Linked DNA regions of Mus musculus: region 2 is linked to region 1. A link is a loop called in an ENCODE intact Hi-C map of the cell type or tissue named here. Cell type or tissue: left cerebral cortex. All regions are shown on one strand. Links, peaks and the distances in the headings refer to the core of each region. The heading gives the core; the rest is flanking DNA. Region 1 has its middle 10 kb from the start of Disp3. Region 2 has its middle 74 kb from the start of Disp3.

What was found. Peaks named below come from ENCODE experiments on the same cell type or tissue, not always from the same donor. Only the 100,000 strongest peaks of a DNase experiment are listed, where the experiment ranks them.
Region 2: it touches region 1 in a loop (4-fold over the local background); 2 of 42 quality-filtered maps call a loop at or near these places.

Annotation. Positions count from the first base shown.
Region 1 is chr4:148,295,173-148,301,376 of GRCm38, forward strand. No RefSeq gene overlaps it. Among named protein-coding and RNA genes, the nearest start is that of Disp3, 10 kb to the left of the region's middle. In left cerebral cortex, for the core only: a CTCF peak has its summit at 2,789; DNase peaks (open chromatin) are centred at 2,693, 3,453, 3,684 and 4,551; H3K27ac peaks cover 616 bases.
Region 2 is chr4:148,358,636-148,364,839 of GRCm38, forward strand. No RefSeq gene overlaps it. Among named protein-coding and RNA genes, the nearest start is that of Disp3, 74 kb to the left of the region's middle. In left cerebral cortex, for the core only: no CTCF peak of the experiment used is centred there; a DNase peak (open chromatin) is centred at 2,472; H3K27ac peaks cover 669 bases.

The DNA of each region.
Region 1 (6,204 bases), core at 364-5,363:
GTCCTCATTTTGTATCTGGGCACGTTGGGGGACAGCTGCTCTTGTTGGCAACCCAAGCCACATCTGGCAGATGTGTCTGCAGGATGCAGAAGGAATGTGTGAGTAGCCTCTGTGTGTGTGTGTGTGTGTGTGTGTGTGTGTGTGAGTGTGTGTGTGAGAGAGTGTGTGAGTGTGTGTGAGAGAGTGTGTGTGAGTGTGTGTGTGAGCGGCCTAGCCAAAGCTGCTGCTGGCTGTACCTGAAAAATTAGTTTGATGATTTTCCCCTCTTATTTTCTTTTCTCTCTCCTCCCTCTCTTCTTCTTTCTCCTCTTTTTTGTCTCTTCCTGTGTTCCCACACTCCCTGACCTCTTCCTTTTATACTGGTTCCAGTAATCCACCACCATCTTCCTTCTTCTTCCCATGACCCCAAGGGAATAATTATCTTCCTTTTAGGGAGATAAATGTAATGGAGAAGTCACTGTTTGCAAGGCCCAGTGAGTTCAAGCCCAGCCCAGGGCTTTCTGCTCTCCCAAGAGGTGGGGGATGGTAGCACCACAGTCCTGTGGACTAGAAGACCAGAGCTGGTGAGACACTCTCGTTGTTGGGAGGCTGTGTTTCCTTTGATGCTTTGAGCTGATATCATCACCCAGCCTAGACTGTGAGTCTCTGAACCCCAGTTCCCCACCCCCACTCCCAGCCAGCCTAGGGCAGTGAAATTTATCAGATACAAAGCCAGAGACGCAGAAATGGAGTCAGAAACAAATACTATTCCATGGGGACCCAGGTGCCGAGGACTTTTCTTCCCTAGAGACTGTGCGACTGTGGTCAGGATATGTGGTCTGTGGCTCAGACCACAGCACTTAGTACTCAGTGAACTTGATGGCTGCATTGCTCACTGGAGGCTGTTATCAGTATTGCCTTGCCTCTCTGAGTTCACCTTCAAGCTACCCCATGAAACAGCTGTAGCTGCTCATGGCAGCCATGCCTGTGACGCCAGAACTCAGGAGGCTGAGGCAGGAGGACCTTATGTCCTAGGCTAGCCTTGGCTACATATTGACGTGCTGTCTTTTAAAACAACAAACATACTGAGCTGTGGTGGTGCACGTCTTTAATTCCAGCACGAGGGATAAGAGGCAGGTGAATCTCCGAGAGTTTGAGACCAGTCTGGTCTATCTGGTCTACAGAGTGAGTTCCAGGGCAGCCAAAGCTACACAGAGAAACTATGTCTAAAAAAGAAAAGTAAGTAAATGAAATACAAATGGAACAACAAACATACAAGTGGTTGGTAAAGACAAGCAAGGTTACCTGCGCGCTATGTGGGGTGCATGGCAGACCCTAGGCATCGCCACTGCTGCCTCACAGATGTAGGGGGCAGTGGTACAGCAGCAGTGGACTTAGGACAAAACCCCAACTGCCCAGGGACATCGCCTCAGGACCTGTTTCACAGTCAGCTGTTTGTTCTCAGTGTCCATCTGTCTGTTTAGTAGGGTTTTTAAAAAGTCCTCGAAAGCAAATCTTGATGTGTGCATTACATCGTCTCACAGAGGAGGTGTAGGGTCAGCACTCAAGCCCTGGAGTCGGAAGACTTGAGTTCAAATCTCACTTCTTCCAGTTACTTGCTGTGTGACTTTAGGCAAATTATTAAACCATTCTGTGCATCAATTTCCCCATCTGTAAAGGGTCTCATAGCGGTGCCTTCTGACGAAGGCTGTGCAAAGGGTGTGGGAGATAGAAGCATGATTAGTAAATGTTGCCCCACATTGTATTTACTCCCTTAACAATCTTGGAAGGTTTTCTAGAAAGGGTGACAGAGTCAGACATGGGACCTGTAATTACAGCACTTAGGAAACGGAGGCGGGAAGATTAGAGGTTCAAGGTCAGCCATGACTACGTAGCAAGTTTCAGGCCAGCTTGGGCTACATCTGACCTTGTCTCGAAAAATAAACTTATCATCATCACTACCACCACCAAACCAAAAGAGTTAACTATGAACTTGAGTCACCAGACCAAGGTCACACAGTTAATAGATAGCAAAACTGTTGGAATGCAGGATTTGAAGCCAGGTTTGACTGGTCCCCAGGCCCGTGCCTTTCACACAGCAGCCACACACCAGGCAGCGTGCACAGGACAGAGTCCGTGGCTCCTCTAGGGCTGCGCCAGCCCCTCGCTTCCAGTCACCCTATCTTCCTGGCTGCTCACTTATCCACTGTATCATTCATTTAAACTCCACTCCCCCTTACTTAACTGCAGCAGCTCCCTCGGGTCCTCCCACCTGCCGAGCCTGCTTACCTTTCAGGTCCCACGGGCTCTACAGAACCCTGAGCCCAACCCTTGTTTGCCATCTGGACCTGGTATGAGGAGTTGTGAGAGCCAGGAGAGTTCCCTTCCCCCATCCTCTGATGGTGGTGGTGGTGGGGTCTATGTTCCAGAGGCTCCATGCCCCACACTGCCTGGCCCTCAAGGTCCCTCTCTTCCTCTATGACCTCCCTCTGATCCTATAATATGCCACTGGCTTGTCCTCTGTATCGCTCTCCAGGCCCCTGTCATACACACTGCTCAGGCTCCTGGGTGTTCCTGCTGGGCTTGCGTTCCTTCCGCCACCTGAAATGCCCTTCTCCTTCCTCACTGCCAGGAGAGTCATCCATCCTTGGGCCAGCTCATCCTGTCATCGGAGAATCCACCCCCATCCTCCCGCACCTTTTCTCTCCAGAGTGCCACCCCACCCCCTCCTGGCTCCCAGAACAAATTCACACATCTATTTCTGCACTTATCCCAGCCTGACTTGCGTTCTATATGGAGGCTGTTCCCTAAGTGTGAGGACTCCTAAATTACTGCAGGGGGCCACTTCCCAGGCAAGGGTTCCAGGAAGGTTTAGGGGGACCTTGGGCAGCAGCAGATCCTGGAGCTGTGGATCCCACAGTCAGGTTAGATGACCCCACCACCACTGCTCTCCTCACCTCAGAGATGAGTTGATGGACATGCCGTGAAGTTAAGACTGTCCTATGATTACAGGCCTTTTGTGGAGTACCACAGACCTGAGCTCATACTGTCTCATCCCTACAAGGCTCCAAAACCGTGGTGCAGTGCTGGGCTGGGTCACACCAGTCTCCAGCTCTCACTGGTCAGTTAGCGCCACAGCAGTGCTGCGTCAAGAATCCATTAATGCATTGGACAAGAAGTTGCTGTTTGCCTCATTGCTCTAAGACTGGTCGGGAGCTCTCTTGTGGGCCATGAGTCAGGCCACCTCTGCAATGGGGGTCCTTGAAGGGTCCAAGGGTAATTCTATGTCCCTCTTCTCACTAAGTTAGGGGAGCATAGCAGGCCAATGGAGACCCATAAATAGGACCTTTCCTAGGGCTGGAGACATGGCTCCGAGGTTAAAAGCACCCAGTACTGTTGCTGAAGACAATTCAAAGCTGAGTTCCTGGTGCCCACACTTAGCAGCTCTCAGCCACTTGTAACTACAGCTCTGCCCGAGGGGAGGTAGGCTCCACCCAGCTGTGGCCTTGGCAAGGGTGAGAATGTAAAGTTCCACTTCAAGAGACCCAAGAACAGAGACCAGAAATGCAATCTTTCAGGCTGCACCTATGCCTCCATTCCCACTTACAGATGAAACTGATAGCTAGATGTTCCTTTAAAGCCACTAGACAAGTTCCCCAGTTTTCTCCCATTTCAACTACTACCTACAGAGTCTTTGGCTCATTCTCACACTCCCCATTGGAAGCCGAGCCAGGCTGGCTGGAAATCAGCAGATCAGTGAAGAGAGAACGCCCTAACCTCAGCAGTGCTTCCTTGAGTGGGGACACGGGTGCCTGCTCACTTCTGAAGAGGCAGAGAGCTGGGACCACGGGCCATTACCACACTACCTTGTGGCACTGTCTGCTGTCCAAATTCTGGGAGGTTTGAGGACCTTTCAAAGCCTCGAGTTGGGCTGACAAGTGACTCAGCAGATAAAGGCACTTGCTGCCAAACTCGATGATTGGAGTTCGATTTCTGGGACCCAAATGTCGAAAGAAAGAACCAACCTTCACAAGCTGTCCTATGACCTCGTGTGCAATGTGCATGCCCAAGCTTGCACATAAACACACATACATTCTCACACACATGTACACACACACAGACATGCACGCACGTACACACACACACACACACACACACATGTACATGCACACACGCACATGTACATGCACACACACACATGTACATGCACACACACACGCACACACACACGTACATGCACACACGCACACACACACACACGTACATGCACACACGCACACACACACAGAGGCAGTAAGCTTAAAAAAGCTTTACCTGACGTTCTCCTAGCACCATTGCTCAGTGTGGCCTGAGAAACTGTGGGGATTTTATTTTTACCTTCCTATATCTGTTTACCTTCTGTTTAAAAGATATCTATTTTTACTTTTAATTATGTGTTTGTGTATGTTTCTGTGTGGGTTTGTGTACACAAGTCCAGGTGCCCAGGGAAACCAGAGAAGTTGAATCTCCTTGTGAAGGTTTATACATGCTCAGCCCAGGAAGTGGCGCTGTCAGAAGGCGTGGTCCTGTTGGAGTAGGTGTGTCACTGTGGGCGTGGGCTTAAGATCCTCACCCTAGCTGCCTGGAAGCCAGTCTTCTACTAGCAGCCTTCAGACGAAGATGTAGAACTCTCAGCTCTGCCTGCACCATACCTGCCTGGATGCTGCTATGCTCCTGCCTTGATGATACTGGACTGACCCTCTGAACCTGTAAGTCAGCCCCAAATATATGTTGTCCTTTATAAGACAACATATATGTAAATGTCCTTTATAGCTTGGTCATTGTTTTCCATTCACAGCAGTAAAACCCTAACTAACACACTTCTGGAACATGAGTTACAAGCAGTTGTGACCTTCCCGATGTGGATTCTGTGAACTGAACCCAAGGGTCCTCTGGAAGAGCGCTGAGTGATTTTAGCCACTGAGCCATCCTGCCAGGGCCACATCCACCCGATTTTGATAGCAAATGACTACCACCCGTTTCCCTCACACTTGGTTTGGATGGAGACATGCATTTGGGAGTCAGGGTAAGCCAACCAGAGTAGTCCATTATCCCCCTGACCACTGTGTGTGGTGCATGGCCGTTATGGCCTGGTGGCCATTTTAGTAATCGACCCTAATGTTGTCATCAATTACTCGGCCCTCAGTTTTCCAGGAGGACATGAGATTTTTCCTAACCACAGTATTGGTTCTAAGAATACGGGCACCTGGAACCGAGTGGCTGAGAAAGACACAGTTTGAGGTGCCGGATCAAGCTACGCCTAGAGTCTTGGTTCTACATTTGAGCTTTTCTTTGTCACTTACAACTGACAGGGTCTGATTAAATAAACTTGAAACCCAGTGTCCTGGGAGAGGTGAACAAAACCCAGGTCACTCCAGATAGGGTGCCAACAACAGACCAGAGAAAGAATCCCACCCAAGCCTAGATTGGAGACCCAGTGAGTTTATTGGGTTTGCTTACGGGAACTTATAATATTGTTAGTGATTCCAGATCAGCCACATCTCCAAAGTGTCTCACCCCAGCATGGATGGCAGTCTCTCCATAGCTGCATAGATAGGGCGCCTCCATCTCGATGAGGGTCTCCTGCAGGGAGTCTCAGCTGCTCAGAGTAAGATGGTAGTGTCTGCCATGCCTGGGGGACTGTAGTCCACAATGATATCATCATAAAAATTTGAACAACCAGAGCCAAGCCAGAGTGCTTAGAATCATAAATTTGTTGTGTTCCAGAGATAAAGGCCAGAGCGATTAAACCTATTTGGGGGGGAACCTGGGAAGAGCTTTAGCTGTGCATGTGGAGAGCCAAACTTGCCCTACTGCTGTTATTGCCGGGGCAGACTATCATCCCCTTGCACACAGTTGGTGCTCAGTAAGTGCATGGATTGACTGACATGCCCTATAGGCAGCTTGGGCAGGAAGAATCCTAGGCAGAGTGACAGTGGGATTTTGGGGAAGAGCCGGCAGAAAGCGAGATGTCGATTATCAGCCTAAGGGCTGGCTTTCCATGCAATGAATCCAAAAACCCAGAATGGAGATGAAGGCAGAATGGAGTGGCTGGCAAGCTAGGCTCCTGCCTGCAAAGGCAGCTGAGGCCCTTGGGGACTATGTTTGGGTGGTGTGCTCCGGAGGGGTCCCTGCATTTCCTGCTCAGGGCTCACAGAGAGAGAGAGAGAGAGAGAGAGAGAGAGA
Region 2 (6,204 bases), core at 364-5,363, 63 kb after region 1:
TCCGGAGGTAAAGATCTCTGTGAGTTCGAGGCCAGCCTGATCTACAAATGAGAATTCCAGGGAGAAAAGAAACAGAGAGGTGAGAGGGGGAAGAAGAGGGGAAAGAAGGGGAAGAAGAGGGGGAAGAAGAGAGGAGAGGGGGAGGAGGGGAGGAGGGGGCAGGGAGGAAAGGAGGGGGAGAAGGGGGAAGAGGAGAACAGGAAGAAGACAGAGCAAAGAGCTTGAGTCATCTGCCTGAAATCACACGCAGTCAAAAATTATTAACTCCGAACCCCCAAGCTGGGCTGACGTGGGTACCAACTGGAATATACCATCACAGTGGGGTCCCTTCAAGCTCTTGGTACTAAGGCAGGGACAGGGACACTGGAGAAAGAGACTCCTGAAGCTACTTATTGAACCCAACAGATGGGAACGAGCAGGTGAGATGGAGGGACACAGGCAGGCACAGAGCAGGAGGCAGAGAGGGGCATGGGATGGAGACCTCACCTGGAAGTCTCCATGACATTTCCCATCAGCCCTGTGAGCCCTCTGCAGGGACAGCACATTCTCTGAGAACAGCATCCTATGACTGGCTGGTGGAGGGCTGGAGAGATGGCTCAGTGGCTCAGAACCCTGCTCACTCTTCCAGAGGACCTACATTTGATTCCCAGAAACCACACAATGGCTCTAACTCCAGTACTAGAGGATCTAACGCCCTTAAACACAAGGCACACACAGGATGAACACCCATCCACGTAAAATAGAAAATAAAATATTTTTAAAAGGTGACCTACCAGTAAAATGAACCGAGTGGTTTCATCCTTCATGGGAGCCTCAGACCACCAGGACTCCTGAGTTACTCCAGCACCATCTTTTGGTCACAACAGACTTGAGTTGACACCTGATTCTACTCCTGTCTGTAACTGGAAGCACTTGATTGACAGTGTTCTGAGCCTCAGTTTCCCTTTTTTTCTTTTCATCCAGTTATTTTGTCACAGCATCAAGTAACACAGGGTGTAACCCTGAGGGAAACACCCTGCTTCACAGAGGGAGAAGCTACGGGAGGCTTCCATCATGGACTTCCATCATGGGCGACCTTGACTGAACTCATGTTGTGAGGCTTGGCGGCAAGGTCCCTTACCCACTGAGCCCCCTCTTCCACACAGACACTCACCTTCTCTGCTTTCTGGTTGCTACAATGTCCACAGCTCTGCTCCACCAGTCACCTTCCCACCAGGATGGATTGAAACCTCTAAACTGTAGTGAGGAGGAGGAGGAGGAGGAGGAGGAGGGAGGGAGGGAGGGAGGGAGGAAGAAGAGAAGGGAGGAGAAGGGGCGAGGAGGCAAATGAGGAAGAGGAGAAAGAGGAGTGGAAGAAAAGAGAAGGGAATTGCAGCCCCAGTGGGTTGAATTACAGCTTTGTGTAATGGCTTCTTGTCTCAAGGCTAATTTCATTGACTCCCTCCAATGGCCCCTCGACCTTAGAGCCCGGCTTCTAGCTGAGCCATGCTCATGTATAGTGCACCAGCATCCCTTCATCACGCCCTTCTCAGTTTGTAGTTGCAGAATTAGTTATTTATACTGAAAAATGGGCAAAGGAGAAGCCAGGAATAGGTTGTGCGTGCCTGTGGCCCCAACACTTGTGATGCTGAGACAGGAGGGTTTCTAGTTTGACACAAGTCTGGGCTAGATAGTAAGATGCTATCTCAGAAAGCATCTTGGCAGTTGGAGAGATGGTTCAGTGGTTAGGAACATGTGTTGCTCTTGCAGAGGCTACCTGAGTTTGGCGCCTAGCACCCACATAATTCCATCCAAAATTCCAGTTCCTGGTGACACCCTCTCTGAATTCCGCAGGCAGCAGGCACATGTAGAGCATACATACATACATACATACATACATACATACATACATACATGCAGTTATAACACCCATATACACAAACTAAACTAAACTAAACTAAACTAAAATAAAATAAAATAAAATAAAATAAAATAAAATAAAATATAAAGTCAGGGAGTTGAGGGCTTAAAGACACCAAGAGATACCCCCATAGTATGTGACAGCCATCCTATTTTCTCCTCTGGTTGATTAAGTCAATGACTCTGGTAATATGGTGACTCTTTCCTGGCATTCCGGCCTTTGGTATCAAATAAATGGCCAGGTGGCAGGCACAGTTTACAGTTTAATGAGAGATTCACTCCGTAGCCTGGTGAAAGCACCCCTGTCTGGCAGCCAGAGGAGACCTTAACGTGCGTCTAAGATGTTAAGAACAGTATTCAGCACTGGGTGACAATAATTCATCTGTGTGTGGCTGTGTCCTCAGCCCTCCGTGCTCATGAAGCGTCACCCCGAAGCTCTCTCTATCAGGCTGAACCTGGCTCCACAGCTCCCAAGCCCCACGTGAAAGCTATTTTTCAAACACTGCATAATTTTCTACTCCAGATGGCAGGGCCTTGTTCCAGAACCCTGGGGATCCGTGTTGCCACTCTTCTCTTGGTGCTTGCCATAAATTCAGAGCGTCTTTTTCCACCACAGATCCATCTGTCACCCAGATCTGCTGAGTCACATGATCTGAGCTGCCGGACTGCTAGTCCTCAGTCTGGAGCTGCTGTAGAACCCTCTCTGCCTGGGGCCATCTCAAAGAGGCCAGTCCTCCGTGTCATCTGGTAAAATGGCGTGGATCCAGGAGCCATTGGCAGGTGTGTGGTATCTTGCTCATGGGAACCCCAGAGGCCTGTCTGATGGGAGTTTCCTTCTGATGTGTGAGAGGTATGAGGTGAAGTGGATTTGGAGCCACTCAGGAGACACACCTCTGGGTATGGGCAGGGGGTGGGGGGCCTCCAGAATTTTGAGGCAGGAAGACCCATGTCAGATATAGACATCGGCAGCAGCATCCTGTGGTCTTAGGTTCTAAGTAAAAAGCGATGGGGAAAAGTGAACTACAGACGCAGTGTGACCAGCTGCCTCAGGCTCCTGCTGCCACCCTTCCTCCCTGGTGTACTGTATCCCCTTGAACTGTGAGCCAAAATTAACTAGCCCCTTCCTTCTTTCCCTTCTTCTTTCATCCCTCCCTTCCTCCCTTCCTTTCTTTCTTCCTTCCTTCCTTCCTTCCTTCCTTCCTTCCTTCCCTCCCTCCCTCCTTTCTTCCTTCTCTTTCTCTTTCCCTGTCTCCTTCTCTTCCTCCCTTCCTTCCTCCCCTCCTTCCCTTCCCCCTCCCTCCCCTTTTTCCCCTCTCCTTCCTTCCTTCCCTCCCTCCTTCCTTCTTTCCTTTCTTCCTTCCCTCCCATCCTTCCCTTCCTCCTGTCTTCCTTCCTCCCTCCCTCTCTCCTTCCTTCTCTCCCTCTTTCCCTGTCTCCTTCTCTTCCTCCCTTCCTTCCCTCCATCCCCTCCCATCCCCTCCCATCCCCTCCTTCTTTCCCCTCCCCTCTCTCCACCTTCCTCCTCCCTTACAAACCTCCCTCTCTCCCTCTTTCTTTCTCCCCTCTCTCCCCCTCCCCCTTCCCTCCCTCCTCCCCTCTTCCTCTCTTCATTGCTTGTGTCAGGCATTTTGCCACAGCAAGGAATAACTAACCCTTCACACATTGCCAGATGCTGCAGCTGAGAACCAGTCTCACGTTCCTCTGTGACACAAGATGGCAAAGTCAGGATGCACATAAGACAGATCTGTGCATGGATACATCCTAACATGGTGTCTTTTCCCACCCTAGTTTGTTGGCCCCTTGTGAACTGCTCCAGATCACTCATGACAGAGATAATGGAGCGTTTGCTAGATCAGGAGACAGATGTGTGTGTTCCTGGGTGGATGGTGGTGTCTGAGATGCCGTGTGCACTGCCGCTGCCTCCATATCTGCCCATGCCCCGCATCCATGGACATCCATTCACATTCTAGAACACACCTGGAGAGCTTTGCAGGAACTGAACCCGAGAACTGATAGCTCAAGGTCTGCCACCCATACATCTTGGGCTTTAATGGTGATGTTCATTTCTGCCACCCCCACCCCCACCCCCAACCCCAACCCCAACCCCAACCCCAACCCCAACCCCACAGGGAGGTGACACAGGTTGGTGTTGCCTGACAGACGTTTTCCTGAGGGTACTCCAGAAAGGGAACCCACAACAGTCCAAAGCAATGACCCTACCACAAGTCAACTTGGTGAGCCAACAGTATTCTGGGGTTCCTGGCAGGGGAATGGCTCAGAGGTGGCTGACAGGAACAGGGATGAGTTGGAAGCCCACTCCACATGGGTGACAACTTGCAAGGCAGCCCCAAATCTGAGAAACCCTCTCAGATCTACCCAAAGTCTCCTTCCCCACCCAGCCTACTTTGCCTATGAAGCTGGTGGAGGAGGGGATGGAGAGGAAAGGAGGGGGATGGGGAAGAGAGAATCTTTCCAGTTTCTGAATTTCCATCCTCTTGTTTACCCCTGGAGCCTCAAGAGCCTCTCCTCCCTCCTGAAGAGACTGTTTCAAGTCAGAGAAATCAACCATAAAACAATTGGTTTGGTTTGGTTTGAGCTGGGCCTGGCTGACACCATATCCCAGGGTCCATGAACTCTGTGGAGACACACATGCTCAGAGCTTGAGCAGTGTGGTTTCTCTCTTCGGGCTCCCATCTGCCGCTCTTCCAACTGGATGATGACCAGCAGATCCTTGCGTGACTTGGACCCTGCACCCAACAGCCTCAGAGAAGTCTGGTTATCTGTTCTTTAATGGGGTACAGTGATCCCAGTAAGTGGTGGTAGGTCTCTTTGGAAATAAATACCTGGGGGTGTCACTCTAGCTCAGGAAACAACCACGGCCTTTTCTTGAGACAGTGTCTGTCTTCCATCTCTGATTCTCCTTTGAATTCCTCTGGTTGTGTACATTGCATAGTACCCTTGTTGGCTGCTCCCCTCTCTTGCCCTAGGAACAGCAGGTAACCATTTGCAGAGCCTTCTGCAGACTCCCCATCTGCCACTTGACCTTATTCAGAACAGTAAATTTTCCCACCATGCTCGTGATTTCAAGTTCCACCAAGGGATGGCATTATCTCAGGCTCCCCTCTGCCCTGTCGCTACTGGGGAAACCAATTCAGTCACAGAATCTCTTATGGCCAGCCTTGACTTCTAGAGGTCAGCCACCACGGAACTTCTGAACCACGCTGTCGAGCCTCTTACCAGCACACGAGAAATGCACCATCCTCTCCTCCTTCCCTGGAGTCCATTAGCAGTTGGAGGTTCTGACATTTCTTGCTCACTGAGTGAGCCCTGCCTGGCTTTTTCCAAGTTCCCATGTGTCATCTTAGCAGCGGGTGAGCATCCTTCCTGGCATCCTTGCCAGGATGTGGAGTCCTGTATCCTGGGAAGATGCTCGCTTCTCATGCAACTCTCCTTCTCCAACTTCACGCTACATTGCCTTTGACCTTAGGACCCTTGTGATCTGGCCCCAGGCACACTCTTCAGATCTCTGACAGTCACTACAGCCTCCTTGGCACACCATCTGTTTTGTGAACCCTTCCTGTGGAGATGCTGAACAAGTCTCTGCTCCCCGCAGGCTGACCACCAATGAAAGATCAAAGTAGCAATTGCTCCAAAGTTCAACTTGGAGAATCAATGAGTTCATCAGACTCACTTAAGGCCATGAACAAGGGCTACATACAGGAGTATGGGCGACGCCAAAGCAGTTGCATCACTGAGAAGTCTCGCCCAGGCATAGATGAACCTTCCACGGTCTATGCTAGCACCTCCAAGATCTCACGGCTATAAACCATTTGGGGAAAATTATATATAGCTGGGAAGAATGGCCAGAATCCCAGACGAGGATCTCCTGAGCCCACCCCCCCCAATCTGTCCAATGAAGGAGTGTCAACAGACCTGACTTAAAGGTTTCTTGAGTGTTGTCACAGCTACTGTACTGGCTGGTTTTGTGTCAACTTGACACAGGCTGGAGTTGTCACAGAGAAAGGAGTCTCCCTTGAGGAAATGCCTCCATGCTGTAAGGCAGTTTCTCAATTAGTGATCAAGGGAGGAGGGCCCATTGTAGGTGGTGCCATCTCCTAGGCTGGTAGTCCTGGGTTCTATAAGAAAGCAAGCTGAGCAAGCCAGAGGAAGCAAGCCAGTAAGTAACATCCCTCCATGGCCTCTGCATCAGCTCCCGCTTCCTGACCTGCTTGAGTTCCAGTCCTGACTTCCTTTGGTGATGAACAGCAATGTGGAAGTATAAGCTGAATAAACCCTTTCCTCCCC